Linked DNA regions of Homo sapiens: region 2 is linked to region 1. Evidence: chromatin loops called from intact Hi-C (ENCODE). Cell type or tissue: psoas muscle. All regions are shown on one strand. Links, peaks and the distances in the headings refer to the core of each region. The heading gives the core; the rest is flanking DNA.

The links. Hi-C counts contacts between places; a loop is a spot of excess contacts. Peaks named below come from ENCODE experiments on the same cell type or tissue, not always from the same donor. Only the 100,000 strongest peaks of a DNase experiment are listed, where the experiment ranks them.
Region 2: it touches region 1 in a loop (3-fold over the local background); 10 of 110 quality-filtered maps call a loop at or near these places.

Annotation. Positions count from the first base shown.
Region 1 is chr2:96,259,382-96,262,282 of GRCh38, forward strand. All of the region lies in intron 2 of TMEM127 (transmembrane protein 127), which reads right to left. Among named protein-coding and RNA genes, the nearest start is that of TMEM127, 5.2 kb to the right of the region's middle. RefSeq lists enhancers at 1-1,971, 220-1,153, 1,154-2,085, 1,559-1,808. In psoas muscle, for the core only: a CTCF peak has its summit at 1,523 (motif pointing left); DNase peaks (open chromatin) are centred at 460, 1,170 and 1,540; H3K4me3 peaks cover 2,217 bases; H3K27ac peaks cover 2,500 bases.
Region 2 is chr2:96,021,333-96,024,233 of GRCh38, forward strand. It overlaps GPAT2 (glycerol-3-phosphate acyltransferase 2, mitochondrial), which reads right to left. Exons shown (of 22, transcript NM_001321527.2): 16 at 2,857-2,901; 17 at 2,591-2,668; 18 at 1,977-2,108; 19 at 1,774-1,894; 20 at 1,626-1,691; 21 at 1,336-1,391; 22 at 614-943. The coding sequence ends at 827. It also overlaps the pseudogene FAHD2CP. Among named protein-coding and RNA genes, the nearest start is that of GPAT2, 12 kb to the right of the region's middle. In psoas muscle, for the core only: a CTCF peak has its summit at 1,565 (motif pointing right); a DNase peak (open chromatin) is centred at 1,589.

The sequences.
Region 1 (2,901 bases), core at 279-2,778:
ACTGTATTTTTCCCTGGAGATAATCAATCAATTCCTAAAGAGTTGTGCGTGAATGAGGGGTCAGAAGCTAACAGGAATACTGTTGGAGCCATCCTCAGAGCCAGCTGCTAAGCTCACTAGAGGAACAGCTTGAAGCAATGAAATCTCTCTAAGAAGCAAAAAAGGTTTGGGTCATTAAGTCCTCACATGGGGAATTATTGGGCAAAACCTGCCAGGCATGGTGTCTAAGCTCCTGCAGCATTGCAACCATCAGAGCCTGCTCTAGGAAGTGGTCAGGACACCGGAAAGGCTTGGGACCTGGCGCCGAATCCTAGCTCTAGCAGAGACTGTGTTACTTTGAGCAAGTCCCTTGAGTGCGCTGGACCTCTGTTCTCTCATCTATCAAATGAAAACAATAACATCTGCCCCACCCACCACCAGGGCATGCTGGGTCAGCTGACACCGTGCCCATGAAAGAGCAGCCACCTGTGCTGTTATTAACCAGAGGCTGTTTCAGCTGGGCCAGTGTGTCACCTCAGCATGCCTTTCCTTCTTCTACCAAGACTTCCTTGACCACACGTCAGCCCGTGTGGACCAAGGCCTACTAAAGCCAGACTAAGGGCCTACCCTACAAGTATGACAATATGATAGAGAGAAGAGACTTTTGACCTAAAACTCCAATAGGTTTTGTTTCAATATAACTGCCTTTCCCCACTCCAAAGCTGTGAGTAAACCCTCAGGGTTAGTGAGAAAACCAAATATGAAATTCCCTTTGGGTAACGTTAACAGATACCCCAGGGGCCTGCCCCATGTAACAGGTGGGTTTTCCTCAGAGGGTCTCAGAGCACACCGGAAGAACAGGCAGTTATCCTAGACAGGCTTGGAGCCCAGCTCAGAGACTCTTCTGGAGTCAGTATCTCAATGTCTTTCTCTCCTCCCTTCCTAGACGTCGGTACAGCAGGGAAGGCAACAAGCACCTGCTCCCATGAGGGGATTGCTAAAGAAAACCCCTGAAGGTTATGTATGTAGGATTTTATTCGAGAGAGAAATGGCATGCAACGCAGGACCCTAACTTGAAATTCAAGCCAGTGGTGCAGTCCACGATGCCCTGGCTAGACACAGAACACCTCCTACCTTCCAGCTGTGCTCTGGCCTGTTGATTTTGGTAAACACTGCTTGGCGGTGCCCTCTAGTCATCAGGGAAGTAGGCAGCTGTAATAGGATCCCATGGAACTGACTTTGCTCAAGGTCACTGGTGAGTCACCAGGCTAGATTTGTTTTGAAGGTCCTGCCTCTTCCTGTCTATCTGCCCATTGCTCTAACCACTCCTGACCCAAACAGTCTGCAGGCAGAAAGGCTTAAAAGGACTTCTGTCCCACCCCGCCTCCCTTCTTGCTGGAGTCCCTCTGAATTAGAGACACTTCCCCAATGCCCCAATCCCTCTTTATGCATCTGTGCAACCTGCTCAGCGTCTCCTCACTGTGACCTTTTTAGCTTCCAGACAGGCCTGCGACACAGGCCTCTTAACAGAGCCCTCTAGTGCCCAGCCAGGTTATCCCACAGACACCAACAGGCCCCGCAGGGCCTGGCAGTGTCAGCTGCCCCAGTCACCACCTATCAGGCACACAGGCTCTCCCTGGAAGGCCCTTGATCTTCCAGTGGCTGCTGTCAATTGTGATTCACCTGACTTCTACTCCCCAACTTCCTCATTCTCCAAAGATGCTTCCTGGGGCTGTTGCCAGTGCCCTTTGGTGGCCACACTTGAGAGGCAGAAAGGCTCAGAAGAAATGACTATCTGCGGCCCCTCTTTCTGGGGTCTAGAGGTGTGAGTCTATCTCCACCCAGGGCCAGGTTGAGAGCTGTGTGAGAAGCAGGCACCGCTTGCAGGGGCAGTGGAGAAAACCCAGGATGAGGTCTTTTTTTTTTTTTTTTAAAGGAAGGGTCTCACTCTGTCACCCAGGCTGGAGTGCAGAGGCACGACGATAGTTCACTGCAGCCTTGAACTCCTGGACTCAAGTGATCCTGCTGGCCTCCTGCTTCAGCCTCCCAAAGTGCTGAGATTACAGGAGTGAACCACCACACCCAGCCCAGGATGGGTTCTTTGGAGCCAGCTTTCATTGGCTAAAGCCTCTGAAGCTTTGTGAATGACAATGGGAGAGTGGCTTTGCCCTGGGATCACCAACTAAAGCCTCAACACTGAGGCGATGAAGTTATGACAAAAAGCACAGCTTTGGCTGGGCTTATGATAAAACTCAACTAGAATAGGAAAGTGATAAGCCTCAGGCAGCTTTGATGGGAAATAAACTCGGAGCTCACTAAGGTGTTGCAGTAAGAGTATGGACTTTGGAGTCAATGTCCACTCAGATTAGCTGAGCAAACTACCTAGCTTCCCTGAGCTGGGACCTTTTGAAGTGGGGCTGAAACAGTACCTACCAAATAAAGATGCTGTTTAGGAGGAAAAAAGCAGGCATGGGGTGTGCTTAGCATAATGTCAAAATGTGGCACTCAGGCAGGGGCTGAGAAATGGTAAGGCTGCTCCAGGGCCTGCTGGCTGCCCAACTCCCATCACCGGCAGAGACCTGGCAGGGTCTGTTCTCCCTCTGGAAGTATCTACATGTGGCCAGGAGCGGTGGCTCATGCCTGTAATCTCAGCACTTTAGGAAGCCAAGGTGGGTGGATCACCTGAGGTCAGGAGTTTGAGATCAGCCTGGTCAACAAGGTGAAACCTCATCTCTACGAAAAGTACAAAAATTAGCTGGGCATGGTGGAGCACCTGTAATTCCAACTACTCGTGAGGCTGAGACAGGAGAATTGCTTGAACCCGGGAGGCGGAGGTTGCAGTGAGCTGAGATGGCGCCGCTGCACTCCAGCCTGGGTGACAGAGCAAGAGTCTGTCTCATTTAAAAAAAAAAAAAAAAAAAC
Region 2 (2,901 bases), core at 402-2,901, 240 kb before region 1:
CCCTGGTCTCACCGGGTCCTTTTGCTTTGCTCCAGGTTTGTTACCTTTTACCCAGGGGATGTCATCCTGACTGGGACCCCCCCACCTCCACCCAGGTGTCGGTGTATTCAGGAAACCTCCTGTCTTTCTCAAGGTAGGTTAGTGAAAAGCAAAGAGAGCAAGGGCCCCAAAGGGCTGGCAGGCTTGGCTCAGACTTGAGAAGTACAGGCTTGTGTACGTGTGTCTGACGGAAGGGCTGACACTCTCATGGCCTGCTCTGTTGCAGAAGGGGGATGAAGTCCAGTGTGAGATTGAAGAACTAGGTGTCATCATCAACAAGGTGGTGTGATGGCTCCTGCACAGGCCCTGCACATAGGATGAGGGCATCTGCTCCCACTCAGCCTAGCCCAGGGAAAGGCCCAGTGACAGGTGTGGACAGGTGCCAGCCCTGCAAGCCGCCTCTTCTCGGTAGAAGGGAGAAGGACAGAGCTCTCTTCAATAAATTCGTCGGGTCAAAGCAGCAGCTTGGCTTCTGCTGTTTGTCTTCGTTTGGGCTTTGTTTCATGGGACAAGTTAGGGCATTTTGTGGGACTGGGGAAGAAGAGAGCAAATACACACACATACACCAAAAAGATGCTGCTGGGCTGGGGAAAAGACAACTCGTCTCGTCCCCTTGTTTATCACATCAAAGAAGGGAAAAAGCAAGAGATGGCAAGGGACAATCAAGCCTCAATGATTATATTTATAGAGCAGCTAAGGGTTTGCAGCCTCCTCTCCATCTTCTGGCTCTAGGACACAGCTGTGTTCTGGGGCTGAGAAGTCTCAGCACAGGCTCCTCCTCACAGTTCTAGCTACAAATGAACTGCCGGATGAACTGTTCTAGTTTTTCCTGATTGTCCAGGCTGGCAAAAGTAGGGGACAGGTGGAGCCTGGGGCCTGCAGGGCTCGGCGTCTGCTGCAGAACCTGGGCCATGGAAGATAAGCCGTGAGTGCGCTCACCACAGGGACTGTGTACACATGGCCCAGGGGCCAGGCCTGTCCCCCAGAAACCTGCCTTGAGACCTCTGGCCCCTTAGACCTCAATGTTTGCGTGCAAATGCTGCCGCAAAGCAGTCCCAATACCCCACCTAGAAAGATGAGCCAGTGATTTGGGAGACCAAGAGGCAGGAAACCATCCCACCTTCTCCAACCCATCACCAAATCTGTTGCTGGAAGACACCAAGTAAATCCCAGGGTCTTAATGAGGCACCATCAGGCCAGCCCTGTGGAGTGATGGGGACATAGCTGGGTTTCCCTGAGCTACTCTATTGGGGTGGGAGCAGGGGGACAGAAGATGGTGACAGTGGCTCCTCTCACCCCTAGGTCTCTGAAGGTCCAGACAGCACTGATGGCGAGCTTTGGGTCCGCACACTCTGGAAAGAAGAGAGAAGTGAAGGCTCTAGGTAGGGAGAACAGAGAGCCACTGGGCACAGGCTTCTCTCCTCTTGTTTAAAGAAGCCCAGGGAGGGATAGAGCTCTGACTGGACAGAAGACTGTACTCTGCAGCCTGCCTTCCTAGAGTTGGGTTGTCACTGTCCTGCAGGGGGCAGCAGCCACCAGCAAACACCACTGCCTGCAGGAGCCTGGGCTGACTGGTTGGGACTCACCGAAGATCCCTTCTTCCTGGGCGGTGGCCTGCAGGAACTGGAACAGCTGCTCTGTGTAGCCCAACTCTGCAGAAGAGAGAAGACCTAGACCTGGCACCCAGCACAGACACAGCCTGCCTCGAGGACTGCAAGGGAACAAGGGCCTCACCAGTATCGGGCAGCTGGCCCTGGCGGAGGAAGGCGGCAGCCTGTGCAAAGGCCTTGAGCAGCGGGCTGAGCAGGCGGCAGAGGAAAAGAAAGAAATCTGGGCAGTGTGACTGCTGGCTGAGCTGGAGGGGACAGGCCGGGGTGAGTGCAGCTCCCCACCGCCTCCCTACCACCTCCCTCCAGGGGCAGCTTTTTGAAACACACCCTGAAGTACCGGCCGTCAGCCTCTCCGAAGTCATCACTGTCACTATCAGTAAAGTCCCCACTCGGTTTCCACAGCAGCTTTCTGCTCAATCGCTGTCGCCCTGTGTCACAGGCTGGCCGGGAGCCTGGGGTCTAGGGGCCGTGGAGCCATTGTTCTCTGACAAGCTGGCCAGGGATCAACCCTACACCCCCAGACCAGGTACATGCAGGTGAAACCAGTAAAAGCAGACCTAGAGACCCAAGAGGATGGCCAGAGCCATGCCCCAGCACCTGCTGGGCCAACTTGCAGAGTGAGAGGAAGTGAATTCCCACCCTCAAGGGCAGTAGCCCTGTGGCCAAGAAATGTGGGGAGCAGGAGGTGTGCAGAGAACCTCAGAGGCACACATGTCCAGTGCTATCCAGAGAGACACACAGAACCGGGGCATAGGTGGCTATATCCCAAGGCACAGGGAGCAGAGGTGCGAGCTAGGCTTCCCCGCTGCAAGGCCAGGGGCTGCCCACCCCCACAGCACACACGGGGCAGAGGAGGAGCCTGGGGCAGCTGGCACTCAGGGTGGGAGGCTGGAGGAGGCCAGGCTCCAGGCAAGGATCTTGTCTCCAACTGCCCTGCCTACCTCCTCAGCAACCAGGAGCCCGCATTGGATGAGCCGGTCCAGCACCTCCTGACAGTAGCAGTAGGAAGACTGGCAGGGCTGGGAGAAAAAGGCACCCATGTGGCCTCAGGAGAGCCAGGCACATGGGCAGGGGCCTAGCCAAAGACCGGGCAAGGCCACACCTACTACCCAGGAGGTTTCAGAGGTAGAGCATGGGCAGGGATGGGCCATTCCTACCACCAAGAGGGGAAGGCCTAGGACCAAGTGGGCCGTAGGGGAGGCCTGACCTTTAGCAGCAGCAGGTCTTGCGGCAGCAGGTGCATCAGCAGCAG